Linked DNA regions of Homo sapiens: all the other regions are linked to region 5. A link is a loop called in an ENCODE intact Hi-C map of the cell type or tissue named here. Cell type or tissue: endothelial cell of umbilical vein. All regions are shown on one strand. Region 1 has its middle 19 kb from the start of PRSS23. Region 2 overlaps PRSS23-AS1 (PRSS23 antisense RNA 1). Region 3 overlaps ME3 (malic enzyme 3). Region 4 holds the start of PRSS23 (serine protease 23). Region 5 overlaps ME3 (malic enzyme 3). Region 6 overlaps ME3 (malic enzyme 3). Region 7 overlaps ME3 (malic enzyme 3).

Evidence for each region. Hi-C counts contacts between places; a loop is a spot of excess contacts. Peaks named below come from ENCODE experiments on the same cell type or tissue, not always from the same donor. Only the 100,000 strongest peaks of a DNase experiment are listed, where the experiment ranks them.
Region 1: it touches region 5 in a loop (10-fold over the local background); 80 of 110 quality-filtered maps call a loop at or near these places.
Region 2: a loop joins it to region 5, with 8 times the contacts of the local background. A loop is called at or near these places in 12 of 110 quality-filtered maps.
Region 3: a loop joins it to region 5, with 6 times the contacts of the local background. A loop is called at or near these places in 7 of 110 quality-filtered maps.
Region 4: a loop joins it to region 5, with 6 times the contacts of the local background. A loop is called at or near these places in 82 of 110 quality-filtered maps.
Region 6: it touches region 5 in a loop (6-fold over the local background); 6 of 110 quality-filtered maps call a loop at or near these places.
Region 7: it touches region 5 in a loop (7-fold over the local background); 79 of 110 quality-filtered maps call a loop at or near these places.

The regions. Positions count from the first base shown.
Region 1 is chr11:86,817,124-86,821,123 of GRCh38, reverse strand. It overlaps a transcript of PRSS23 not described here and the pseudogene MOB4P2. Among named protein-coding and RNA genes, the nearest start is that of PRSS23, 19 kb to the right of the region's middle. RefSeq lists a silencer at 2,303-2,597. In endothelial cell of umbilical vein, a CTCF peak has its summit at 2,453 (motif pointing right); a DNase peak (open chromatin) is centred at 2,483; H3K27ac peaks cover 1,837 bases.
Region 2 is chr11:86,917,673-86,921,672 of GRCh38, reverse strand. PRSS23-AS1 (PRSS23 antisense RNA 1) reads left to right here. Exons shown (of 4, transcript NR_187135.1): 2 at 1-437. It also overlaps a transcript of PRSS23 not described here. Among named protein-coding and RNA genes, the nearest start is that of PRSS23-AS1, 19 kb to the left of the region's middle. In endothelial cell of umbilical vein, a CTCF peak has its summit at 1,885 (motif pointing right); DNase peaks (open chromatin) are centred at 2,082 and 2,472; H3K27ac peaks cover 2,340 bases.
Region 3 is chr11:86,535,470-86,539,469 of GRCh38, reverse strand. The region is part of intron 4 of ME3 (malic enzyme 3); the gene reads left to right. Among named protein-coding and RNA genes, the nearest start is that of ME3, 140 kb to the left of the region's middle. In endothelial cell of umbilical vein, a CTCF peak has its summit at 1,699 (motif pointing left); a DNase peak (open chromatin) is centred at 1,679.
Region 4 is chr11:86,800,525-86,804,524 of GRCh38, reverse strand. PRSS23 (serine protease 23) reads right to left here and starts at 3,983. Exons shown (of 2, transcript NM_007173.6): 1 at 3,874-3,983. In endothelial cell of umbilical vein, a CTCF peak has its summit at 1,757; DNase peaks (open chromatin) are centred at 694, 1,674, 3,004, 3,174 and 1 weaker place; H3K4me3 peaks cover 2,602 bases; H3K27ac peaks cover 4,000 bases.
Region 5 is chr11:86,606,498-86,610,497 of GRCh38, reverse strand. The region is part of intron 2 of ME3 (malic enzyme 3); the gene reads left to right. Among named protein-coding and RNA genes, the nearest start is that of ME3, 64 kb to the left of the region's middle. In endothelial cell of umbilical vein, a CTCF peak has its summit at 1,942 (motif pointing right); DNase peaks (open chromatin) are centred at 1,937 and 3,237; H3K27ac peaks cover 2,483 bases.
Region 6 is chr11:86,522,218-86,526,217 of GRCh38, reverse strand. All of the region lies in intron 4 of ME3 (malic enzyme 3), which reads left to right. Among named protein-coding and RNA genes, the nearest start is that of ME3, 150 kb to the left of the region's middle. RefSeq lists an enhancer at 1,536-2,735. In endothelial cell of umbilical vein, no CTCF peak of the experiment used is centred here; DNase peaks (open chromatin) are centred at 1,367 and 1,937; H3K27ac peaks cover 2,997 bases.
Region 7 is chr11:86,457,987-86,461,986 of GRCh38, reverse strand. All of the region lies in intron 8 of ME3 (malic enzyme 3), which reads left to right. Among named protein-coding and RNA genes, the nearest start is that of CCDC81, 85 kb to the right of the region's middle. RefSeq lists an enhancer at 1,486-2,014. In endothelial cell of umbilical vein, no CTCF peak of the experiment used is centred here; DNase peaks (open chromatin) are centred at 1,226, 1,826 and 2,796; H3K27ac peaks cover 3,865 bases.

The DNA.
Region 1 (4,000 bases), 210 kb before region 5:
ATGTACAGATCACATAATTAACATTAATTATGTACTGTATATATCATTTTAGACACATCAATCATGTATCCATATTATAGCTTCTTCATTTAGTATAAGTTTTTGTATGCTGGGTTTGCCTTTTAAAATGGGAAATACTTTTTAAGTTATTCATAAGCTGTATATTCACCAGTGTGGCACTCATGGTTTTAGAATAAGATTAGTACTATCTGTTTATAATGCCTGTTAATAAAAGAATTTACAGTTGGGTAAAATTGCTGCTAAACAATCATTGGATCACAATCCTCATCAAACATACCCATCTATAAAAAAAATTGAGCGAGAGCTTGAGGTTTCACACAAGCCCTTTACTAAAGAGGTAGAAATGTTTTTCTTTGTTTCACCCTGAGTTTAGATATCCTCAAAAATTCTATAGTACATAGATTTGTCTTACCTGTTAACTTTCCTCAAATGAGATAAAGTGTTTTAAAATTCTGTTTATAGTTTTTGATATGCATATATAATTATGTGTATATCTAAATACAAACGCAAATAAAGCGTTAGTAATACTTAAATAATTTTACTGTGCTACATAAAGTATAACATACTTGGAAAGGATTTACCTTTCTGCAACAATGGACTGGTACATACAGGATGATGATAATGATAAGGCACATAAATGATGTTCCCACTGGAAACCTGCCCTGTCCACTCCTCATTTCCCTTAACCTTATCCTCAAACTACTTTAGCTGAGAAGCTTTTCATGAGACTGTGAGTTAGTGGTGGCTTATACTTATTTATATTTGTATTAATTGCTTACAGATTATACCTCATATTAGCAATTACATTATACTACAAGAAAATGTATTTGCATAGGCTCTTGCTTATCTTTGTTTTGCAAAATTGTCCTTCTTAGAAAACAGTCCTTAAAATTTTGACTCTTCCTGTTAGTAATTAATCTTTCATTTAACCAGCTAGGCAGCATTAAATAAAATTGAAGAAATACTGTAGTATTTATTTTACACCCCCTCCCCACAAAGTTTATGTTTGAATTACATGCACGTGGGAGATTATTTGCAATAATTCATAGGTTCCAAGGGTGTTGATGAATAGTTATACATTTTTTGGACTTTGTTATAATTCATTGTGGTAAGACTGATTCAAATGCAGATTTATCAATCTTATAATCTATTGAATGCCATTTTTGATAAAGCACTGGAGGTCTTATTGCCAAACTGATTGTAATGAGGCACTAAGGATGAAAACATTGTACATGTTGTGAAGAAAGTACTTAAATGCAACTTTTGAACAGATTTAACAAACATGAGGAACTTTTTATATTTAAAAGAGTTATTGTGAAATGAAGATGAAAATGTATTCATCTTAATTGTTTTTTCAAATTTAAGGGAATAATTTATACCATATTTTGAGACAAGAATGTACAGCAAAAGTGTGGGGAACAGTAGTATACTGAGAGAGTGTCTATACACAGTGTATGCCTTTCCAAACCTGCCAGTCTTTTTGGCTTTGAACAGTGCCCACCAGCCACAGTCATTACTGTTCCCCAACCCCCACTATCTCTTAAGAAGCCTTATGTTCACAGTGAAAGGAATGCTGACTTTGAAATTATGGGTTTATATTCATGTCACTATAAACCAATGGGAATGGTAATTTTTAAACAAACTTGCTAAATATTGAGAGACTAAACTAAGTTAATAAATTATATATAGCAGTGTAGGTGTTCTCTCTCTAAAAAAAAATGGAGCCAATAATTGGCTTTTTTCTTATTGAAAAAAGTTTTGAATTAATAATGCATCTTGCACTGCGTTTCTTGGTTCTGGTCTAATTGGTGCAGATGGCCTGGACCCAGAGTTCTGCAGAGTGTCAGGTCTGTGATGCTGTCTGGGTCTCTCGCTGGCTTTCTACAGAAACTCAAAGGTTTTTCTCGCTATTTGGATGATGCTTAAGTGTCTAGGCCAGCGAGTCATAGCCTTAGCTACCCAAAAGGAGCCAAGAAGTCTGGGTCTGACTGAGGCCTATGGAGTGCTGACTTGTTATATGGGTGAGAGCATGGGACTCCCGCCCAGCAGCATTCAGCATTCCTAATTGGCATTTTCAAGACACAGCATTGCCTGTAAGTCATCCTGTGCCACCAGATTACCTGGCACCACTCCAGTAGGATGTTAACAGAGGGAAGAAAGTAAGGAGTTGGCAAAGTTAAAAACAGCACAAAGAAAAAAAGAGAACAAACTTGAAAGAAGGATTTCACCACCATCATTAATGGCATGTATTGATTAACACTAAGCGTTTGTGCCACTTTGCACGTTGCTCACCCTCATTCAAAGACACTGTCTTTGGAAGCCCCTCTCTGCAAATGGGAGAAGGTGTGGAAAAGATCAAACTAAAAACAAATTCAAAGAAACCACGAGTTGCCGATGAGCATCTGGGAAATAGTCATAAGTTAAATAAACCACTAGGGGGCAATCCAAGAATGAGCAAAAGTCAGTCCAGTTGGCAAAGAAGATGCCTCGGGGAAAGATTTTTTTTAAGTACATTTTCCAACACATGAAGAAATCTGAGATCGTTTAGTCTGAATCTACAGAACAAGGTGATATTTCAAAATTTTGATTTATTTTTTCAAGTTACGTGTTGATTTAGAAAGGAAAGGTCTTTCTAAATGGTCGGAAACACTTACTAAATACAAATTGATCAGAATCATGTTATAAGGAAAAACAATGGTTGAAACAATAGTGTGTCTTAAAAATTTAGATTCCCACCCCAGGCACTCGAGAAACTTCTGAATGTTGGCCATTCAAAATAGATTTCAATTAATGATACATATGATGTGGCACAGCATAAAGGAAATCTGAAAATATTTGGTTAGCATGTATAAATGAATCAAATCACACATGATTTGTTTTATACTTGTACTGATGATACAAAGTTTTTAGGTATGTAATACAGCTTTGCAGATATGTGCACATATTTTTTTCTGGTGTATCTTCTCTGCAGGTAATTTGGTATGTGCTAATCAGTTGCTAACAAGGATCAAATCAACGATTAAGCCTCTTCATCAAGGATCAAACAACTCTTGTTCTGAATTTGCCTTCCCTGAGGCTCCTGACTCCCAATCTGGAGGCATGGTTAGTTGCTCCACTCACGGTAGTCTTATGGCACCTTGCTATTAGTAGAATAAGAGCATGAACTCCCAAGGCAGACTGCTAAGATATGAATCCCATTTCTAGCTGTGTGTTTTTGGCAAGTTACCTTGCTTCAATTAGCCCCTCTCTGACATGGATACAAAATCAATGCCTACTTCATAGGTTTGTAGTGGGAAGTGAATTAATTAATATATGTAAATCATTCATAAAAGTGTCTGGCACATTACAGGTACTCAATACATGCTTGTTGGTTTCATAAATGAATGATCTGATACTTGCCTGAACACAACGTAAATTCATTACAAGAACAAATTCATGAAGAAACTGCAGGATTCTTGGATGGATTTTCACTGGCTATAAAAAGTCAACTGGCCAGTGGCAAACAGGAGAGCTGAATAGTGATACTCTTGAAAAGAAACTCTAATTGGTGTTCAGGTCCACCAGACAAGGCTCTTTGTCTTACTTCTAGAATACGGTGACAATCCATGAGCCAGAAATAGAGGTATTTCAATAAAAGTATAGAGTTTTGTCTCAAAAATGCCAGCCAGCCATTTAGAAAAGTTCTATCTGCAGTCACAGAATTGCTCACTTTGTTTTTTGTCTTTTCAACCATAGCTATCTAAAGAGTTTAAAAATAGCCACATCATTAACTTAATTCTCTGGACAGATTGACACATTTCAAAAGAAAGAGTTTTTAAAACAGTATCTAAAAGGAACACCATATAAAAAGTTATAGGAAGTTCCAGAGTCAGGAAAAACATGATCCAAAATATACTATACATGAAATAGAAAGCATGAGGGAAACAGAAGCCCACAGTTAGAAGGCAATAAAAAAAATCACAAAAAAAGGCTTTCTTGC
Region 2 (4,000 bases), 310 kb before region 5:
TGTTCTGATTCAGATCATCGGTGGGATTTCACTGGGAAATCTCCCACTGGGCAAGAGTAGATGATGGAGGAGGAGAAACAGTCACTAGAAAAAGGTGATACTTTGTATCAAGAAACAATTAAAAATTAGATCACATCCTGAAACATTAAGCATATGCTCCTTTGTGAGGCTTGCCTGGCTGAACTTGAACTGGATTGAGTGAATAATTTCTTAAAAACAATCAAAATCACAGATTTATTCTATTTTAAATACTTATATTTACTTATATTTCATTCAGAAATTAGTTAACAAATAATTTTTGAGTATCCTGGGAACTGTTCTAATCATTAAACATGCAAGTTTGAAGAAAGTAAGGATGAATCTGCCTGCGTGGGGCTCTCAATCTAGCGAGAAGCAGATAAGAAGACAAATGTCAGGGAAGATCACACAACCTTCAGGTAATATTTAAGCTGAGACCTCACTAGTTGCTAAGACTGGATTTCAGAGGTCAGGTTTGGATATACAAAATTTAGGAGCTGGTACATGACATTTAAAACCATGGGAATGAATGAGATTTCCTAGATAGAAAGAAGAAAAGAATATTGACATTTAATGTTGAACGGAGTAGGAGGAGCTGAACAGGGAGACCAGGAAGGAGCAGACAGTGAACCTGGAGCATGAATAGGAGAGTGGGTGTCATGGAAGCCAAGAGAAACAAGAATTCAAGAAAGAAAGTTTCTTACTGTAGCAAATGGCGCTGAGAGGGAAAGTAAGGCCATGGAATGATGACAATGACAACAGTGACGAAGGATCATTGAGTATGGTATCATGCTGACATTTGTTTCTACCCAGGCTAGGTCGTTACTGAGGGGTGGTAGCTAAGACAGGGTGGGTTGAACATGAGGAAATGAAGACAGAACATGAATTTTTGGAAAGTTTGGCTACAATGGGAAGTAGAGAAATGGGGTAATATCTGGAAGGGGAGGGAATTGAGTCAGTAGGGTTTTGTGTTTTGATTTTACGGTAGGGCATCTAGATAGATCATGTTTATGTACCTATTCCCACTCTGTTCTCTCTTCCTGAAGAGTCTCCTCTGGCAAACTCCATTCTGTAAACGTCCGTATTTAAGTGTCCTGTTCTCTGTCAAACATTCTTCCCAGGCCTAGTATGATGTTTGTCCCCAGGCTTCCATGCCATTATGTGTACACATTATCTGCCATAAGCTTACCTTATTGCATGGCAATGGAAGTTTTTCCTCCTTCTCTCTTCTTCATTAGACAAGAACAGGGTCTTGAAAAGTAGAGACTGTGTCTTCTCAAGTTCGGACTACTGGCACAGGTAGGTGCTCAGAACTTGGCACCAGGAAGATGCTTATTAAATATTTGAAGAACAAATAAGTAAATGAATGAATAGACTAACTGAGTTTGAAGGCAGTGCTATGGCAGATTTTTCTTATTTTATGAATGGAAAAACTATGGCATAGAACAATTTGGAATCTGATAATTTTACAAATTCGTAGGAGTGCTGGAAAACAGTAAAATCTTCAGTCTTGCTCCTTGAGCTGTTGCCCAGGTCCCTCTCTGGGACTGCACTAGCAGCCCTAAAAAACACCTGGGGCTGATACCCTCACATTCACACCAAACCGCAGACCTCACCACAGAAGCACAGGCCTTCACGCTGGCGTCTGCAGTCTACTTGTAGTTTGATTTTAGCAACATTGGCCAAGTTGAGGCTGGGAAGCAGCTGGTGAACAAAGGGTGGATGCACTTTTCTGAATCTAGGGGGAGACCAGGTTAGAGCCATGCTAAGTGAAGCTGCTAGGGTAGGTGGGCCAGGCAGGGGAACAGGCAAAGATACCCTTGGCTCCCTTAAACTTGGGCTAGAAAAAACAAAGACATGGCTCAAGGAGAACCACAAGGTGTCACTGTTCATCCTCAGTTAAACAAACACTGATTTGGGCAGGGACTTGAGAAACACTGCAAAGAACTTTATTTTGCAGATGAAGAAACGGAGGCCCGGGGAGGTAACATGATTTGACTAAGATCACGTAACAACTTAATGGCAGAACAATTATGAGAAACCAAGTCTCTTAACTTTCAGACTGGCAGGACCACTTTCTCCCATTGCTCCTATGAGATGGCATTTTGAGATGAGGAGTAAGCCTTCTCTACAATCATTCACTCAAGACAATGGCTTTCAATTAGAAATAGAACAGAAAAAAAACAAGAGAGAGAGAAGAAAAGAATGAAAAAAGCGCAGCATTCACTCTCACATGTGCCTTATTCAAAGTGCTGGGCTAAGATGCCAGTGCCCACAACGAGAGAGTGGCCCACAGGGCCTCCGTCTGTGGCAGGCTTGAATACCCGAATAGAAAAGTATCAGGTAAAGGATTTCATTCTTTTTATGGCTCCAACTTAAAAAGAGTCTGGTTCCCAAGGAAAACAGGAAGCCAAGTTGCTCAGCAAAGAATTGGCTGAAACCTAAGTAGGACCCAGATAAAAACATTTGCTGGATGGAAGGATGTGGGCAAATTTCTGGGCCCCGCTGCTTGGGGATGGGAAGCTATGAGGCAGAAGACCCTTTGTGAAACAGTGACCCGTGCACCAGGCATTTTTGCGGATGTCTGGAAACTGCGAGGCAGTGGAGGAGTCATAAGTTAGTTGGTTTTTTAATTCCAACTAACTTTACTCCACCAAGTATCTCAGGAGATTTCGCCTATGCTCTTTGGCCTGACTCCCACTAGGCCCTTACTCCTTCCATGGTGGCTTCTACTGGAGCCTCTTTCTTAGTTCCCAGGTTATTAAAATAATAATAAATTCAAAGAGCTTTGTTGTTTTCTTAGGTAATATAATTAATATGCGCTCATTACAAAAATTCAGATACCAAGTAGCAGAATGAAGAAAATAAAAGACATCTGTAGTCTCTCCATTCAGAAATAACTGCTGTTAGCATAATGCTGTATACATTCAGGCTGTTGGCCTGTGGAACACCTGGTATATGTCCTCGGCCCTGGGTTTACAGCTGTAAAGCTGGCACACACTAATCTCAGCTCTCACAGAGCCTACATTCTAATTGTCTGGGAGAGACAGACAATAATATTTTGTAAAAAAGTAAAATATATAGGATGTCAGATTGTGGTAAATGCTATGAAGACAGAGAAGGGGATGGGGATTTTAATGGTGGTGAGGTGGCAATTTAAAAATAGGATATTCAGAAAGTGACATTTGAACAAAGATCTGAAGCAGATGTGGATATCTGGGAGAAGACTTCTTTCTTTCTTTCTGTACATAGACAATAATGCAATTATAACATAAACAATATATGAATACATCTTTGATTTAAAATCTTCAAATAATACAGAAATATATGGGAAACAAGGGAACAACCTTCTCACCACCCTCCTATTACCTTCTCCTCTCTCCCAATAAGCACTTTGGCAATGGTGTGTTCCCTGCCCAAGCTTCATCTCTGCATTTACATTCATTTCTGTATATACTGACACAATAGCTTTATTTTATTTCCTACGTAAATGAGCTCATCCTTTGTGAAGGTGATATCTTTTTATTTTCAGCAAAAAGAGTCGTCTTAACATTTTCTAAAATTCAAAGGTATGTGAGAGCTATAGGCCTCATTACTAAAAATGAAATAGCTAAATGTGATTGCTAAGTGTGGGTAAATGTTTTACTTCTTCCTTTGGGCTAATAATCTAGCATATACTGAATTCTATTGAAATAATTTGTTTCTGCCTCTGTCTCTGCTACTACACAGTGAATTTTTTGTGGCCAGGGAATTAGGTCTTCGCATCTATTAATTTCCTGTGCTTGGTGCAATGCCCAGCATGTGGTGTTTGGTAAATGAATAGGCAATCAATTATACTTTCATACATTACTGTGGAAGGCTTCCAATACTGGGTGAGATATTGGCTGAGATCAATCATCTGCCCTAATGTGGTCCAATCTTTTCTCCATTGAAATATCTATGTCACTATGGGACACAGCCACTGTGGGATGATAGCCAGGAT
Region 3 (4,000 bases), 71 kb after region 5:
TTGAGGAGTTTACAGCTCAACTGAGAACAATTCTAAGCCAATATAAGCCAATGTGTGAAGTGTGGCATGGGTTGTCTAGTTTACTTTGCAAGTAATGAGGTAATTCATTATAGGAGGAAATCCCTCCATTGAATTGTTGGTTCTTAATCTAAACCTTGAGAGAAGGATTTTGATTCACATTGGGAAGATGGCCCATCAGAATCTCTGGCATACAAAGATTTACTGGATGAGTTCCAAGCAGGAGAAACTGCATAGGCAAGGCTATAGGCTGGAAAAGCCAAGAATCATAGACTCTCAGGATTGGGAGTGTAAGGGACACTGCTGGTTGCCCCTTCCTCCTTATTAACAACCCCAATTTTTTCAGTTATCCATCTTCCTCCAAATGGTCACGCACTTTGAGGGAGTCTTGGCCCTTCCCAGAATCAACCAGTAGGTCTCAAATCCAAGCCATCATAGTGTTGTGGTTCCTTGTCAGTGATTACTTTAGGTGTAGATATATGACCTAATTCTGGTCAAAGAAATGTGAGGGTGATTTGCCACAGGACTTCTGGGAAAAGCTTTCCTCATCACAAGAAAGCCCCTCTTCTTCCCTGGACATTTCCTGGGTAATGGCTCCACTGGCCAGGGTAGGGAAGGTAAAGTTGGATGTAGGGCAAAGTGAGGAGTTTGGATTGGGTCAGGGATCATGATGCACTTTCCAGTGGGGTAGACTCTAATTTCAAAGCAAGTTTTGAGGATGTTAATTCTCAAGAGGACTAAAGAGGAGAGCCCACAGGGAACTACAGTACTAACCGAAGCATGAGGAGGGAAGAGCCTGATGAGTTCCTAGATGTGGAAATGAGAGATGGAAATCCAAGAGGCCAAGAAAGAGGAGTCTGTGGTATGTGAGGGTGAGCTGGATGTGAAGGTAAAAGTGAGAGGAAGAATTGTCAGATTGTGAACTGTGTTGTGGTGGACTGACGGTTGTGGGAAGTTGAGCTTGGGCTCCAGAAATGGAACAATGATTAAAACAACTACTACCACCTACTTTTACTGAGTGGCCAGTACTCAGTAAAAGATAATAAAGTTGTCTTTATTATCTTTGAATCATACAACAGTCCTAGGAGGTGAGAGTGCATTATTGTCCTTAGACAAGCGGTTCAGAGGAGGCAGAGACTTGCCTAAGGCCATATGACAAGCAAGTAGCAGTATTCAAACCTGAATCTATTCTATTCCAACGTCTTTCCTTGTTCCATATTGAAATCCCTCAATCCTATATTGTTAAAACTCAGCATTTCTGAATTATGTGTGTCCCCATAAATATGCTCCCTCTCCCCAAACAACCACAAGAAAGCAAACACATTCCTAAAGTGAATGAAATCAGCAACAGGTATCTGCAGGAGTCTATGTGCATCAGTCTCAGGGCTAGAGTCCCTTGCAGGGACATGGGGTGAAATGGATTTGTGAATTTCCATGCCACATCAAGGTGCCATGTTAAAGAGCCTCAGCAAGAAAGCCAGGGCTTGCACCTTGGGCAGGTTCTTCAGACCTGCACAGGCAGAGCCTTGTAAGTACACACCAAACACTTCATGGAGCTCCTGCTCCCAAGATGCCCCCTTAAGTAGGTGTCAGGATGTTTAATGGCCTCCACATTTTGAAACCTCCCTGCACAGCTTGTGGAGCACTCTAGCCAATACAGATGTTACTTGTGTGCCCCCTGCAGCCCACTCCTGAACACTCCTAGACAACTCCCTGCACTGGGTTCCAAGACAGGCTGAGAAATTGCCTCCTAAGAGGCCTTTGAAAAGAAAGATCTCTTCAGCAAGCCTGACATGGGAACAGATGGAATTGATTAGCTTTTAAGAGACCCTTGAGCTCTGCATTTCTGCAGCTTTGCCTTTCCTAGTAGCATACACTGAGAGGTTCATGAAGCTATAAATTAATCAGCTCAAATCAAGGCCAAGGGGAAAAATGACTCCCTGCCCCACGGGCAGGGCATGGGCACAAATCAGTGGAAATGACAGGACTAGAACTCAGGCCTCCTGCCTCTTATTTCAAAAGTCTTTACTCCTCTCCATTGTGCACAGTGATAGTTATTCCCTCCACTATTTGAATCAAACTTAATTTGCAATTATTATATTTAATGCATATTTAATATTATATATAATATTATATTTATGTAGCACTTCGAACTGTTTTTTTTTATTATACTTTAAGTTTTAGGGTACATGTGCACATTGTGCAGGTTAGTTACATATGTATACATGTGACATGCTGGTGTGCTGCACCCACTAACTCGTCATCTAGCATTAGGTGTATCTCCCAATGCTATCCCTCCCCCATCCCCCCACCCCACAACAGTCCCCAGAGTGTGATATTCCCCTTCCTGTGTCCATGTGATCTCATTGTTCAATTCCCACCTATGAGTGAGAATATGCGGTGTTTGGTTTTTTGTTCTTCCGATAGTTTACTGAGAATGATGATTTCCAATTTCATCCATGTCCCTACAAAGGACATGAACTCATCATTTTTTATGGCTGCATAGTATTCCATGGTGTATATGTGTCACATTTTCTTAATCCAGTCTATCATTGTTGGACATTTGGGTTGGTTCCAAATCTTTGCTATTGTGAAAAATGCTGCAATAAACATACGTGTGCATGTGTCTTTATAGCAGCATGATTTATAATCCTTTGGGTATATACCCAGTAATGGGATGGCTGGGTCAAATGGTATTTCTAGATCTAGATCCCTGAGGAATCGCCACACTGACTTCCACAATGGTTGAACTAGTTTACAGTCCCACCAACAGTGTAAAAGTGTTCCTATTTCTCCACATCCTCTCCAGCACCTGTTGTTTCCTGACTTTTTAATGATGGCCATTCTAACTGGTGTGAGATGGTATCTCATTGTGGTTTTGATTTGCATTTCTCTGATGGCCAGTGATGATGAGCATTTTTTCATGTGTTTTTTGGCTGCATAAATGTCTTCTTTTGAGAAGTGTCTGTTCATGTCCTTCGCCCACTTTTTGATGGGGTTGTTTGTTTTTTTCTTGTAAATTTGTTTGAGTTCATTGTAGATTCTGGATATTAGCCCTTTGTCAGATGAGTAGGTTGCGAAAATTTTCTCCCATTCTGTAGGTTGCCTGTTCACTCTGATGGTAGTTTCTTTTGCTGTGCAGAAGCTCTTTAGTTTAATTAGATCCCATTTGTCAATTTTGTCTTTTGTTGCCATTGCTTTTGGTGTTTTGGACATGAAGTCCTTGCTCATGCCTATGTCCTGAATGGTAATGCCTAGGTTTTCTTCCAGGGTGAACTCAAATACAATGCTGCCAAGTGCCCTGTGCAACAGACAAGGCAGCCCCCTTCCACACAAGGAAATAGACAATTCAGGAAATTCACTGACTCCCCAAACCTGTACAAATAGAGATATAGCTGAATCTAGGGTTGGAGTTTCTATTTGCCTCCAGGACTCTTTCTGCTACTAAGCTATAAACTTCCAGTGGTCAGGAGACAAATTTGTTTGCTCATCATTTTATACCCAGCAGCTAGCACAGGGCCTTCCATACAGTTCTTGTCAGATGGAAGGAAGGATGGATGGAAGGAGTAGTGGATAGATAGAAGAAGTTTTATTTTTCTGATGACTTCCAATAGAATCCTAGAGGAGTGAGCTTCTATTATCCATGGCTCCCTACTTAAAGACAGAGCTCTAACTCTATAACTTTGTTTAAAATGCATTGCATGTTAAATTTTTAAAACATGAATGTAAAAAGTAAATGTAAAAAGTGTAAAAATTCCTTTAAGGATCTTCAGCAAGAAGACTTGCATAGGGCTTAGTGGGCACTCAGTAAATGTTTCTGAAACTTAATTGGATTTAAATGCTAGGATGGCGAGATAAAAGTACTTTCAAAAAGTTTCTGTTACCAGGATAAAGGATAGACTTTATCCCTTATTTGCAAAGTAACTTTATCCCCAAATCCAGCCTATCAGCTGGGGAGAAATCAATAGCTAGAGTGAAATGA
Region 4 (4,000 bases), 190 kb before region 5:
ATAAGTCCTAATTTCTATTAGTTTGCAACTCTGCTTCCAAGTTCTCCACATTACTAAACCCTATTTACTAACTTGTGTGATAAGACTTTGTTCTGACAGCATTATATATCTTGCTTAAAGCTTCCATGTAACGCTAAAAGTTATAAAATTGCATTTAAAAAAGTTTAATTCAGATTTAGAAATGAATGCAGACTTTTAGAAACTAATGCCCATCAAATTACTTCAAACTGATTAGGCTTAGATATTTTTAAAATATCTAATCAGAAATTAGAAGATACAGCTGTGGGTTCTCAAGCCCTTAAATGGGTTTAAACTGATGTCTGTATTAAAGCTACAAGCTTCTTAAGTTGCTTAGTCCTTTACCAAATGTTTATTTAGGGTGCTTTAGAAATTCTTCTGAATAGCATCCTCAACCAGATGATTGCTTTAGCTGGTCTTTTTAGCTCTGGTCTTTAGGTCCAGGATTCCCTAATATTATAATTTTCCAGAATCACGTAAGTCCAGGTCAGGGACGATGCTGACTATAGTGTCTGTACTATCATTTACTTCTCAGGACCATTGATTCATGGAATTATGGAGGGTGGAGGCAAAGGAGGGGGAAAGGAAAAGGAAAAGGAAAATGAATCATGCTAATTTCTCATCTATCTGGCAGACAAGATTTCCCTGATCAGTCTGCAACAGGACCACTGTTTGAGAGAATGATTTAACTCCTATAGCAAACAAGTGCTGGGAGGGAAAACCTAATCCTTAGGTCATATATTCTCTATTGTACAAATTGTGACTCCAGCAGAAGGCAGCTTTCAAGAACTGAGTGGAGGGATGGCTGTGTGTGTATGCTCTTAAGACAGGCCCCAAAGAAAAGCCTGAGGGGGAAACAACCCTCCTGTCCATTAAGGGTCTTTCCTGAGGCATTCGCAGCCTGCCCTGACTCATCCGCATTAATAAAACAACAAATGATGCAAAACTGTGATGCTTTAAAATTAGGTTGGTGGATTTACATTCATTTCTCAACTCACATGATAATGGAGTAATTCCTTAGAAGACAAATAATTATTGTTACCATCTGTATAAACCCTGGGTAAGCCTGTGCTATACCTGTTTAAGTTTACTTAAACATAAACACTCATCTAAGGTATAAACAGATGTAATGAAAACATTCATAATCCCACACCTGGAAAGGTAACTAATGAGTTACATGATTTTAAATTCTCTCTCACCCTTATAAATGAATCACCTTATCCTTGCAGAGCTGCCTGGAAGACTCACACCTTAAAAATGGAATGAAGATTTTCAAATCTCACCCTTTTACCTAAGTCTGGATGAAGAAAATTTAGGTCTATAACGTTTCATTTCTAGGAATAAACTTTTGCTGAATAAAGATTCCTGGTATACATAAATTATCTTTTAAGGTTTCCAACCAAGTGTTTCCGTGCATCATTTCACCTAACTGGCAGGGAAGAATGGAAAATGAAGGTAAGAAAATATTTTTTCACCATGCTTAGTAATACAGAAACTATTCCTTTTCCAGCTTTGGGTATCTGATTCATAAATAGGTTACACAGTCCACCCTCCATCACTCAATATGAGCCACTGTCTGAAAATATTTATACTTTTTGAGGATGCTGCCACTTCATAGGCCCTTGGTGGTGGGACTTTGCATAATTAACAGATATGCAAACAACAATCTCTTTGGAGACTGGATGCAGTGACTACTGTCTCCTGCACGGCACCTTAGTCTTGAAAACTGCAACAACACAGGTCTCCTCAAGAGGGCCACTGTTTGAGAGAATGATTTAACTCCTATAGCAAACAAGTGCTGGGAGGGAAAACCTAATCCTTAGGTCATGTATTCTCTATTGTACAAATTGTGAATTCCTGCAGCCGCTATAAACAGTAATGACAGAAAGAAACGGCAGGAAAGTTTGCAAAGATACAGGTTTTGGACACCATTTGGAGAGATGACAAAGGGTCTTCCATGGAATCAGTGGTCAGTGATATGGAACGGTGAAATCATGCTAAATCCTAAAGCAAATGCTTAAGAATGAACCAAGCTCTGTGAATACTCTGCAGTCGGGCTTGTTCTCGTTTTCCTGAATCACAGACCCTATTAAGGCAAAACAGACCTAATCACATAATCGTTTAAGAATTACAGTCTTGTACAGGAAACTACAAGGCACTTACAAGTCCAAGCAACCCTAAACACAATCTTGTGGTCAAATGAAGTTTAGCCTCTTCTCTATCGGATTTCAGGTAAACTAAATTGAGCCTGGGACAAACCTGGCAGAACAAGAACAGAGTGCAAAAAAACCTGCTAATATTGAGAACATGAGAAACAAATTCCCTGGAGTCTGTGGGAGTTAGGCATGAATAATGCCTGGTGGATGAAATCCTAAGGGATCTATGAGAAGAGTTACTGGGAGAACCTGAGACTATTAACCATTGCAGACTGGGGACAAAAATGTTCTCAGATGCATTAATGGACACTTATGCTACAACCAGAAAATGCATCCATGTTAACCATCCAGCTGAATAAGTCGTCAGTGTTACAAAAATGAGATCCATATTAGGCACCTTGGAAAAAGGCTTCCTTCCCAGTTCAGGCACAGGAAAGGACAAGTTACCGCTTGACTTTATTTAACTAGGAAAACTGCAAGTGAAACAACCTTTTCGTACGCAGATGGGGTGCAAACACTTTCACAAATAAACATAGTGGCTTCTGGGGGCATTTTCTAAGTTCCTTCTCCCCACTTCACCTCCAATCCACTCCTGACAGACTTCATGGTAGGCACGGTTATAAACCTGTCACAAATACTCGCATGCACAAGTAGGATCTTGAAACAACATGCAATAAATATCCTGATACTACTTTGACATAGGGCTTTTGACCACAGCTGACCTCATCTATAAATTCAATTCTTTCTCACATGACCATGTGATGAGGATTCTGGCACTGGCCTACCTGTTCCTAAGGAGTGCACAGGGAGCCCTCAAATTTAGTTTCAGGAGCTGAGAGAAGCAAGCCCTATTCCAATACCTACACTGAGCTGCTTAATTCTTACTGGTGTCACCCAGTGGGCAGTAAAACAAACAGGATTTTTATCAGCTGCTTTCTCCTGAGGTGCTGGAAAGCAAACCTAATTTGTATTCTGGAGAGGAGTGGTGGTGTTCCTTCATCTGAACAAGTCTTCTCCCGCTCCTTTTAAAACTTTAAAACTTTTATTTAAAAGTTAACTCGTGATGAATGCCTACAGGCAGAAGAACTATTTGCTTACAACAACTGTTGTTAGTTCAGACTGTAGTGTCTAGGGTTAGCACCCCCGGAACGCACACGGACAACCACTCCGGAGAAAAGATTCTATTTCCCAGCCTGTATTTGCTGCACTTTTGCACTTCTCTTGCTTGCTTAGGTGTGTTCACAATCACATGCCCAGGGTTAAAACTTAATATTCAGAACTTGATGGAATCCGGTATATGCAAAACTCAAGGAAAAGAAGTAGTGGTGGTGGTGTGTTGGGGGGGTGCATGGGGGTGTAGCCATCGCCCCCGCCGAAGGACAGCTTGCCGAGAGCCGGCTCTCTCTGCTTCCCAACCAACATCCTGCACCCAAGACAGCAGGATCTTCTTTCCCCATCCGTTTCATGGGTGACACTGCATGAATCCAAATGACCTGCAGCCCCCGCCGTCTCCCCAGAGCTCCTTCAGGCCCCCAGCCCGTGTCCTGGAACCCCGAGGACTGCCCTGGCGAAGTCCTGCGGTGCCTCCGGCAGCCCGCAGTTACCCTACCCCGCGCATACCCGGCCCTTTGTCCCGCTCCTCCCGGCGCCTCGCCTCTCCCGCGCCCGGGCGGATGCCCCAGTCGGTGCCCGCACTCACCCGCGCCGAGCAGCCCGCCCGGGCCGCGGCTCGCTGCGCCGCTCAGACAGGTGTGGGCGCCGGGAGAGAGCGCGCGGCTCCCATGCCTGCCCCGCCGCACAGCCGAGTGCGAGCAAGCTGGCGAGCA
Region 5 (4,000 bases):
CCATGGCATATGCACTGATTTCCACATTTGCTAAATTTTTAGCACTATCCTCCCCATAATATCTAGGCTCAACTTAAATGCCCCTTTCTCCATGAAATATCAGGAGTAATGGTTCTTTCCTTTGAGGTCTCAAGGTATTTAGTTTCTGCTTGCAGATCACTTTATTATAAAGTATTTCAGACACAGGAAAAAATATAACGATAATATGAAAAATATCCATATACCAATCATCTAGTTTTTTAAATGAAACATTATAAATACATCTGCTGCCCCCTCTATTCATCTCTCTGGTCATGTTCCTTTCATCACCCCTAATGTAATCACTGTCATAAATTTGGTGTTTAATGATTCCCTTGCATGTTTTTACACTTCTACTACACATGGAGGCATTCTTAAAGTATAGCCTTTTGGCATATGTTTAAACATGTTAGACATTATATGAAATGTATGTAGCCTTCCTCAACTTCCTGACTTCTAGGATGGGTCTGATGATAGTTTATACCCTTGAAGGGTTGTGAGGACTAAATGGGTTAACAAATGCAGAGCGCATAAAGAAATGCCTGGTGCATAATGTGTTGAGTAAGTGTTAGCTATTATTATCATTATATTTATATATAATTTTGCTTACTGTGTTTCTAGAGTTATCCATTTTATACATTTGGTTTTAGACCATTTATTTAGCATTCCATCACATCAGTAAACTGAAACTTACTTCTCCATGCCTATGTCGAAGAACATTTAAGTTGTTCCCAATTTTTTGCTATTACAATTTTGTAATCAATATTCTTGTACATGTCTTTGTAAACATGGGCAAGTTTTCTGGCTTAAGAGTGCAGCATTGCTGATATATATTCTTCAGTATGTTTTAACTCACTTCTGACTAGTATACTAGGGTTTGGTTAGGGGTGTGTGTGTGTGCATGCATACATATATGCACACTTATGATTCATAGCAGATTGTAAGCTCCTTGAAGACAGGCCTAATTCAATCATTCACTGATTCATTTAGCAAATATTCATTTGGCACCCAGTATAGGCAGTGTACAGGTCTAGGTGACAGGATGCAAAGATTAAATGGCACAGGCTATCTCCCAGAGCTTTTTCTGCTCTGGAAGACATACTCAGGACACATGTAGTCAGAATCATGGTCATTTCAGAGGGTAAGGGACTTGGTTTTCACTGAATATTCATGATGGACCAGGCACTGTATATACACTGTCAATCAACCACACATTAATGGCACCACTTACTACTTGGGTACCTGGGACTACTCATTAATCTTGCTGAGTCCTGCACCTCTGATGAGAAAGCACTATTTTATTGTGTTTAAGAGAATAAACCTGAGTTCAAATCCAGGCATCACTACATGTCAGCTGCATGACCTTGTATGAAGGATTTAACTTCTCTAAGTTCTTGCTTCCTGGTCTGTAAAATGGTGCTAACTATAGAATCTATCTAAAAGGGATTTATGAAGATTACATGAGAAAAATGCCAGTAAAGTGTTTACACAGTGCCTGACACATAAGAGCTCAATCATTGGTGGCTATAATCACGATCATGTCAATTGTTATCCATTATCCAAAAAAATACGTGCCTTTTTAGAAGTAAGTATATCTGGGAAGTCATTATGGAATTTTTACTTTCTTCATTGCACCAAGACTTACCAGTGAATTATCTTATATACCAGTTAATTATCTGATATACCAGTTACTACCTCTTCTATATGAATGCATATTCACAATGTATTTCATCTCAGCCTTACTGTATTTAGAGAATAGTAAAGTTTTACTTTATTTTTAATTTTTTCAACCAACAGATTTTGCTCTAATTAACAGAAAGAACCGATAACTCCTTGTATTCATCTTGACTGCCCTCTGGACATGGGCAGGTTTCCAAGCCCACAAGTTCTGCCAGCAGCTGCACACTTTAACCTCTAGAGGGAGCTGAGAGGGAATTTGAGTCCATTGCTCTGACTGAGCAAAACGGCATTTAAATTACACCTGAAAACATCACTATCCACTATTGAGAGTGCATCCTCAGAGAAAAATCCTGGGATCATTTCCCCGAATCGATTCAACATTGCCCAGATTGCTTCCATCTCATGCATACTTTGTTTTAGTAGAAATGGGCTTCATTACAGAGTGGTCTCCAGCTCCCCATAGTGGCCCCTCCTAGTAATTTTTTCTAAATTAAGCAAGCGTGCGTGGACTCAAGAGGTACACGGCAGTATTTCTTGGCTGCTTCTTTCTCCCTCTGCAAGAAACAGGAATAACATTTCATAAATAATGAGCTGCAGCTGAACTTTAATCTGCTAGATCCATTTAAAAATGTTTGGAACCTTCCCTGTCTCTCTAAGAATTACCTTCTGGATTTTTCTGGCTTTGTTTTTTGGTTTCTTTTGCATTGTAACCTTATATTAAGGAGTATGCTGCTTATGTTTAAATTAATCAATTCTGAAATAAAATGTATTTACTTTCTCCCCAAACAGTAGCCTGGTGCCAAGCATGTGGGAAATACCTCATAGGTACTTCTGGCACCCAGGGGAGACATGGCATGATCTGTGTCCCAACATGCCAGAAAGAATGATTCCAGGGCCCCATTCTGTTTCTGAAGGTCAAAAGGCAGATAAGTGCCCCCCCAATATCTGAAGGTCTATCATGTCGAACGGGGAGTAGGCGTATTCTGCATGGCTCCAGAGTCCGACCAAGGACGTATAAGAGAGTTCACTGCGAGATCAACTTTTGCTCAATGTAAAATATGTGTATATAATATATATATATATATATTTCTTTTAAAAAAAACACCGACTTCCCTATCTCTAGATGTGATCTATTGGAAGCTGAAAAAAAACAACAAAAACCATCTATCAAAGAGATTGCAGAAGGGAGTGGGAAGTACCTTCCCTCTTAAGTCCCCTCCCACTCTAAGATTCTGCAAGACTTTACAGGAAGGACTTACTCTCCTAGTTTGCCTTTTTTCTGATGATATTCACCAGGCTCTATTTGGATATTTTCCCCTGAAGTTTAAAAAAAAAAAAAAAAAAAAACTATGCCTCTCAACTCATTGTATGTATATGGGGCTATGAATCAGAGAGGAAGAAATGACCACCAATGAGTATGGTGGGAAAAGGGAGGGAGAAAGGGGTTAGGGAAAATTTTGCATGCCTGAGAACATTGAAGGATGAGAGGAGTTAAAGTTCAGCCCCGCCAGTATGTCTGAAATATCCCAGTTACAGCCAGGATATCCCAAATAAGAAGTAGCACCATCACATTTGCAAGTTAGAAAGATCACTCAGAGGAGAGAACAGATTGGTAGATTTCTTCATGGCTGTGAATGTGTTAAGTTGATGGAATTGTTTCAGGAAGCAGTGCTGCACTTAGTCATAAACTCAGCTATGAAAATAAGCCTGTACCTCTATCCAGATCAACAACAGTGACAACAACAACAATAACAAAACCCACAATGTGTCAATGAAAATCAGGCTGTTGGTTTACAAGAAATGTAACTCTATCTCCTCCTGTTGGTGCTTGTTGTTGGTTTTCAGGAAAAGCCTAGTTTGGCATTGAATCCTGAATGAATTTGCTGAAAACAGCAACCTCACATATTTACATTTGTTTCTCCTGGTGACACATGGATTAGAAAAAGAAGTAGGAATGATTAAAACAGGAAGGGTAAGCATTAGTTAACCCACAGCCAGATTTTCAAGACAAATAACATCTAAATCAATACCAATCAACCAACCAAAGACACCACATCCCTCCACTGAAATTCCTCCACTTTTCTGTACTGGGAGAGTTATAAGCACCATGGACTATTGGTCACTTCCCAGTATGCAATGAAGGATTTTCCCATTATGCCCATGTAAGAACATGAGTCCTGATCAGCATCTGGTGAACATCACTCACTGGGGTTGTCAGAAATATTTTGGAAGACTGTCAAGCTCATGGGGCCAAGGGGGATACCTGGTGGAATGTGAGAGCACTAAAAGGGCCCTGAAAACA
Region 6 (4,000 bases), 84 kb after region 5:
ATCTCCTGGTGTGCCATTTGCTAAGACTGTTGGAACAGCGCAGTATTAGGGTGGGAGTGACCCGATTTTCCAGGTGCCGTCTGTCACCCCTTTCTTTGACTAGGAAAGGGAACTCCCTGACCCCTTGTGCTTCCTGGGTGAGGCAATGCCTCGCCCTGCTTCGGCTCATGCTCGGTGCGCTGCACCCACTGTCCTGCATCCACTTTCTGACACTCCCCAGTGAGATGAACTCGGTACCTCAGTTGGAAATGCAGAAATCATACGTCTTCTCTGTTGCTCACGCTGGGAGCTGTAGACTGGAGCAGTTCCTATTAGGCCCTCTTGGCTCCACCCTCTCCTTTTTTTTTTTTTTTTTGAGACAGAGTTTTGCCCTTGTTGCCCAGGCTGGAGTGCAATGGCACGATCTCACCTCACTGCAACCTCTGCCTCCTGGGTTCAAGCAATTCTCTTACCTCGGTCTCCCTCGGTAACTGAGATTATATGCACCTGCCACCACACACGGCTAATTTTTGTATTTTAGTAGAGATGGGGTTCACCATGTTGGTCAGGCTGGTCTTGAACTCCTGACCTCAGGTGATCCACCCACCTTGGCCTCCCAGAGTGCTGGGACTACAGGCGTGAGCCACTGCACCCGGCCTCTGTGTGTTCTTAAAGGTGAACTGAATCTTTTGTAGGCAAAATATAGTGGGTCTTTTTTTTTTTTTTTAAACCATTCAGCCACGTTAGCCTTTTGATAGGAGAATTAATTCATTTACATTCAAAGTAATTATTGATAAGTAAGGACTCACTACTGCCATTTTTTTAATGGTTTCCTGGTTATTTTGTGGATCCTCTGTTCCTTTCTTCCTCTCTTGCTGTTGTGGTTTGACTGTTTTCTGTCAACATCAAAAGTTTCTGTTAGAAACTTTTCTTCAAAGAATTAGGTATTTGAATAGAAATGTATCAGGCATTGTGCTCACTACTTTTCATATATTATCTTTAATTGTCACTGCTCTATTGGAAACATTTCATTGCCCCTATTTTACAGATGAGAAAACTGAGGCTCAACTGTAGTCATTTGTCAAGGTCACTACTAACCAGATGACCTAGAATTTGGGTCTAAGTCTGTCTGACTGTCTGCTCTGAAGCTTCCCAATAATATCAATGTTTTGCAAGTTGGAGTGGGTCTCACTGGAACTTATCCCTGACCAGAGACACACACATCTTTTCTCAATCATTTCAAAGCAAATACTTTTTTGGCCTTTAACTTTCCTGATCTTGAATGTTCTGAGATTCCTTCCTTTCGAGGGATTTGTAGTTTGGAGGCGGAACTTAGTCAAAACAACACATTAGATCAAATGTGTGCTTCTCCCCTTCCCCCTGCTTAATTGCATCTGATGAGTAATCCTTTCAGACATATAATTCCAGGCACTTAGCTGTCTCTTACATTTGCTTCCAGGGATCATGGTCCCTGAAGTTTAAGCATATGTTTTCCCAGTGAACTTCTGTGCACTTTGAAAACTGCATTCTGTTCTCTCTTATTAAATTCCAGCTTTCATAACTAATATGCAATGATAGCTCCAGAAATGTTTATCTGGTAAATTAAAGTGGGTGGGGTCTTCCACTTACAAATTACTTCAGGATAGGACTCAGATGCCTGCCCATAGAACTGCCTCATAAATGCTAGCATAAAATGGATTCGAGCTTTTACAATTTCAGCTTTTTCTTGGTTTAGGGGACTATTATCTTGGTGTATCTTCACAGGGTTCTGAGCTCCTAGCCTATTTCTTAAACTGAGGCTGCAGATTTATGATTCAGTGGAAAAAAATGTGTGACTACTTCTCAAACCTGCTTTGGAAAAACAAGCAGATAGGATGTTTTTCTCTCCTTATCTTGTAGTTACATGTAAATAAATGACTCATTGGCTGCGCCTCTGAGTCAGGGGGACAGTAATTTCAGAATCGCAGGTTTGATGATTATTTGCTTTGGATATCAAATGTTTGTATTAGAACAGAGACACATTCCAAACAACTTACTGCCCAGAGACCCAGATTCACTAGAGGCCTTCTAGACGTCAGGAAGGTGTTTGTTTTATAAAGTGGAGGCATGTGTGGGTCTGTGCCATGTTCACAGCCATAAAAGAAAGTGAAGAGTGTTAAGTGTGACTTTTCAGGGAAAGGGGCCTAAAGCCTCTGATTATTATTTCTGAAGGAGTAAATATTTTAGTAGAAAAAGAAACTTCTTTGTACCAACTCTCTCTGAGTTTCTTGGCACATTTTAATATTCTAAGTAACAGCTGAAACTACATTAACTTTCTCTGTTCTAATTGGAAACATCTGTGACTTGTGGAATTAGAATTTTTAGATTCTGAAGTGATATTCTATTTGGACAGAGGTGTCAATTTCAGCTGAAATTTCCTTCTATTCCGCCTTTTTTCCCCCTCCTGATTATAAAATGTTCAGTCAGCTAATGATGTGATGGAGGTTCAAGGCCTTCTTCATCAGCTTTTCCATGTACTCACGATTTTTAGTGAAAATTGCATGTATACTTCTTCAGCTATTTGCACACCTTATCAGCATTCTTCTTATTCAAGAAGAACAGATGGAGAAACTCTTTCAACTCTTGGAACTCAACTGGAACAATTATTTTCTGCCAAAAATAAAATCTCATAATCAAAAAAGAGGATAGAGCAATATCTGAGATTTGCAAATTCCAGGAAGAAAAAAAAGAGTACAAACAATTAGAAACCTATTTCAGTTTTTCTCTGTGTTAATAGAAGCCTGTCTTCTATAGGGCTTAGTGTTTTACAATCATCACCTGAAACTCCAACAAGAAAGGCAAGAAGGCACAATGGTTTCTTACCTGCTTTCCCTTACTACTTTGCCAACTTACCTCAGTGATATTACCTCATTTTATTGAGCTTCGTTAATCTCAGGTGTAAATGAGGACAACAACATATACCTCCCAGACTTGTGGCAGTAAGTAAATGGCATAGCATTTATAAAATGTTCCCAATGGGAGCTAAATAAATGTTGGCTTCTTTTTTTCTTCTTTCTTACTTTTTACATATGGCAACTAAGGCAATAATGACATGACTTGCCTCAGTCCAAAGATCAGGTCTTCAAGGAGCCAACAGTAGGACTGAGGTTTGCTGGTTTAACACCTTTAAGTCTCCCTCCATAGAGTTTGGCAAAGAGTGAATTGAAGACTACCAAAAAGTCATGAAGGGCAAAAGACTGTGGGTGATATATAATCAACCTCCCAGACCCCCTTCCCCCCGGATACCAAAATCCATGGATGCTCAAATCCCTGATATAAAATGGTATAGTATTTGCATATAACATACATATCCTACAATATACTTTAAATCATCTCTAGATTACTTACTATATCTAATACAATGTAAATTCTACGTAAATAGTTGTTACAAGACTTGGAACCAACCCAAATGCCCATCAGTGATAGACTGGATAAAGAAAATGTGGCACATATACACCATGGAATACTATGCAGCCATAAAAAAGAATGAGATTGTGTCCTTTGCAGGGATATGGATGAAGCTGGAAGCCATCATTCTCAGCAAACTAACACAGAAACAGAAAACCAAACTCCACATGTTCTCGCTCACATGTGGGAGTTGAACAGTGAAAACACACAGACACAGGGAGGGGAATAACATACACTGGGGCCTGTCGGCGGGTCAAGGAGGGGGCGGGGTAAGGGAAGGGATAGCATTAGGACAAATACCTAATGCATGTGGGGCTTAAAACCTAGATGACAGGTTGACAGGTGCAGCAAACCACCATGGCACATGTATACCTATGTAACAATACATTCTGCACATATATCCTAGAACCTAATGTAAAAAAAAAAAAAAGAAAAAAATAGTCATTACACTACATTTTTAATTTGTGTTATTTTTTACCATTTTTTTAATTGGCCTTTTTTTCTTAATCTGGTTTTTTGTTTGTTTGTTTGTTTGTTTGTTTGAGACAGAGTCTTGTTCTGTCACCCAGGCTGG
Region 7 (4,000 bases), 150 kb after region 5:
CAGGCAAAACCAAGTGGGATGGTTTTCTGGGTCCCAGAGCAAAGAGAAGAAGGACTTCCCATTCTTTTCTCAGAAATTCAAGACTAAAGCCATCAATCTAGAACTCATGAGGACAGCTGGCAAATAGTGCTGGAATGGCAGGAGCCCTGTAAGAACCAGCCTTTGATCAGCTCAGCCTGATGTTTAGGTGTGACCATATCATTAACAACCATAAAGAGGTGGGCAGGAGCATGCGCCACCCAGATCCTCCTTCAAGGAAAGACTTGTTGCCCAGCTGACAGCAAGGCTGTCAGCACATCATGCAGAGCCTCAGAGAGAGAGAGCCACCTCGCCATCCCACCAGGGCCTGGCCTCACCCAGTGATGAGGGAATATGAAGGCTTAACTATTTTAGCCCAGTGCAGGACAACTCAAGCTCCCCATGGAGCTGGCTGAGGCTTTGGGGCCTGCATCACAGCTCAACTTCCCTCTCAACTCATTCTGCTTCCTTCCCTTCCTTCCCACAAGGGCACTTCCTAAAAACATCCTGAACACTCCAATATAACTCAGAATCTTCTTCCAGGGGACCCAAACTGTACCAAATAACATTTTGCATGCACACAGAACTTAAGGTTGAAAGTGCTTTTCATCCTCACTATCTTACAAGTGCCTGGCAACATCCCCCCCTCCCTCACTGGGGGACAAACACAGCTGTCCCACGTCACTAATGAGGAAACTGAAGCCCAGGGGGTTAAAGCTTGCTCACGGCCACACAGCCAGACAAAAGACACAAAGCTGGAACTGGAACCCCATTATGTCTGATTTGGAATTCTCCACTCTCTCCATGGCATCAGGCTGCCTGTTGCTCCTGCACGTGTGAAGTGGTGGAGGGTATCTTCTCGTTAAGGATGAAATTCCAGACCCTGCTGAAACAGTGTGGGTGTCACTGCTCCCTGGCATCCTGCTGCTGTCATCCTGCCCTCCCCATCGTTCCCATTCCTTCCTCTAACTCCTACAGAATGCAGACCTGAAGATGAGGCCCACAGTCACAAGCTGGTTAGGGATGGGTCCAGGCCAGAAGCCTGTGATGTGTGTTCTCATTGTTAAGCAGACAATGAGAAGACTGGTAAGGAATTCCAGGACTAATGAGCCAACATGGCAGATACAGCCCATGCTGCAATGGTCCCCCTTTATCTCCAAATACAAAGTAAGGAGCAATGCCACTTAAGACTACAAGCCATGCTCATAATGGGAGAGGAGCATCTCCATGCACAGAACCACAGAGGGTTGGGAGTGAAGGGGTGAGAGGGAGTGTGGGAAGGAGGAGGAAGCGATGCAGAATCATAGTTGTAAACAGAAACCAAATCACACCACACGTGGGAGCTGGAGACAGATTCTCAGAATCTTCTTGGGAACCACACATGGAGGGGGCTGGAATCGAGCAACCCACATGAAAATGAGACTAGGGTCATGCTACCTACTCTGAACACCAGCCTAGCCTCACATCCTCAGTGGATAGATAGAATTCAATCCTCGGGAGCCCCACTCTACTGATCTCCCAGAGGGCAGGGCCATGCCTGGTGCAGAGCAGGAGCCTAGGGCACATTATTTGACTGTCTCCCAACCAGTCCCACTGTACCATGTGCTCAGAATCACTGACCCCAAGGGGCTGGGCCTCTGAAGCCCGAGCACTTGAAGGGAAGAGAGCTCCCCAGGGCTTCTCATCATCTCTGCCTCCCACCCCAGCTCAGACCCACATAAAGCCTTGGCCCAGGCCCAGGCTGGTCCTTGGTGATCAGAGCTGCCAATGCACTGACTCATTGCTGGCAGCCTCTCAGGAATTTTGGAAAAGGCAGAGGCTCAGGTGACTTTTGTTGTTTCAGCTGGGACCAGAGAAGCATCTCTGCTCTTAGGGAGGAAAGAAAGGCCTAGAAGGGGAAAGGCAGTGGGAATGGTCACACTGGGGACAGGGGAAGGAAGGAGAGCCACACAAGGGGCCAGGTCCAGGGTGCTGCTGACCCAGTTTCCGTGGGTCCCTGGCCTCCACCTGCAAGCTGACCACACAGCATGGCTGGAGCCAGGAAAGCCCCACTGGCTCATCAGCTCTGCAGCTTCCTCCACCTGGCCAGCCTTCCCTGGACCTGCATTGTCCACCAATCCTGCTAAATCTCCAGGCCAGACGCCCATAAAGGCTCCTGTGTGTTATGTCAGGCTATTAGCACCCCCTGTGAGTCCAATGCTTAACAATCAGACATTTCACCAAGACAAGCCTAGGTCTGAATCCCCATTTTCCTGCTTTGTGGCTTTGGACAAGTGGCTGAAATTCTCGGTACCTTCCTTTCCTTATCTGTAAAATGGACTTAACAGTTTTAACAGCCACAACTGCTCATCAGCTAGTACCACCAGAATGGTCAGGGTTTTTTTATAAGGCCAGCATCTGTTATGGTTGGTTGCAGCCTATGCCAATTCCTTGCTAAGTATTTCCAACACCCGTTTATGGCACTGAATTGTTGTAAGGATTGAAGTGATGTATAGGTAGGGACAGGCATGTAGCAGTACTCAGTTCATGGTACCTATTACTATAATCTCTGATGCCTAATAGGCTCGTGACACACAGATACGGGAGGGAAGAAGGAAAGAGGAGACTTAAGGCAGAGATTTTGATGGAGGTGAGGAGAGGGCCACATGTGAGCACAGGACTGGGGAACTCTGGGGAGAAGAGAAGCAGGGCCCCATCTCACTTTTCTCCCCTTTCCCACATATTCCCTATTATTCCAGCCCATTGTATTAGTCACTCTTCTGTGAGTTTTCTGCCAACTCCATGATTTTGAATGTGCTGGTCCCTCTGCCTAGAATTCTCTTCCTGTTCTTCACTACTTTCTGTTTGTCCATAAAGGCTCATTTCACTTCCCCCAGGATAATGCATCCAGGGCCAAGCCACAGACTCTAAATGATCCCACTCTTCCCCAGGATCTGGGAGTGACACTGGACGGTGGTCACCCACTTTACAGAAGGCTTCAAAGTGAGCCAGGGGTAGGGTTCTCAGCCAAGAAATGCAAAATACATCCCTGGAAGATAATGACCTTGTTGGAGAGGGAAGGTGTGGGGGACTTTGCACAGGCTTCAGATGCCACAATAGGGAAGAGGCAGACAGGCAGGAATGGCTGGCTCATCTCTGAAGACCGTGCAGCTCGTTTGTCTTGTTTACAAGATGCCAGGGATTATTTCCAGCTGTCGGGGGTCAACTGCCCTCTCTCTCACCCACCACCACCACTACACACACTGAGTAGCAGTTCTAGGCCTTTCCTTGATCTCTCCCCCTGCCATGAAACTTCCCCTGGTCTCTTTAACCTTTTCTCTCCTCTGTTCCCAAAGCCTTCCTTTTCACTAAGTCCTGTATTCTGAGGCTGTTCTTCACTTCCAGGGCTGTTCCTAGTCCTGAAGTTCATGTGGATCTCATGTATCTGGCTCCTCCGAGATCTCCCCTTTTAGCTGTTGCAACAGCCGAACCTCCAGAGAAGCCAAGAAGATGATCATCATTCCTTCTGGTTCTTTCCAAATTGTGGCAAAACAGGCCTAACCCTATCTTCTCCATTGGCCAGAGAAGTGCCCTCTAGAGAGTCCAGGAGCTCCAGAAAATTCCCTTATGACACAAAATTGCACTGAAGTAATGTAGAAAGCCTTTGCTTGGTGTCCAATAAAGGGGAATCTGAATTTTTGGAACACTTATGCTAGCAACTCCTTGAGAGTTTTATTTGAGAACAAGACTTTTATTTGTCTTTATTTATTCAAGGCCTAGCCCAGAGAAGGCCCAGAACAAACACTCAGCACATACTAATGAATAAATGAATGGCAGTATCTACTGTAGAAAGGTAATTCTTATGGATCGTGGAAGCAGGTGTGGCCTCATAGCAGAGGTTGTTCTGTCCCAATAGGGATCCAGGCCTCCAAAGCCACCGTGGCCAGACCCTGACAGAGCCTAACTCTTTCTGTCCTTCTTGCTGCCTGGGTCAGAAGTTTTC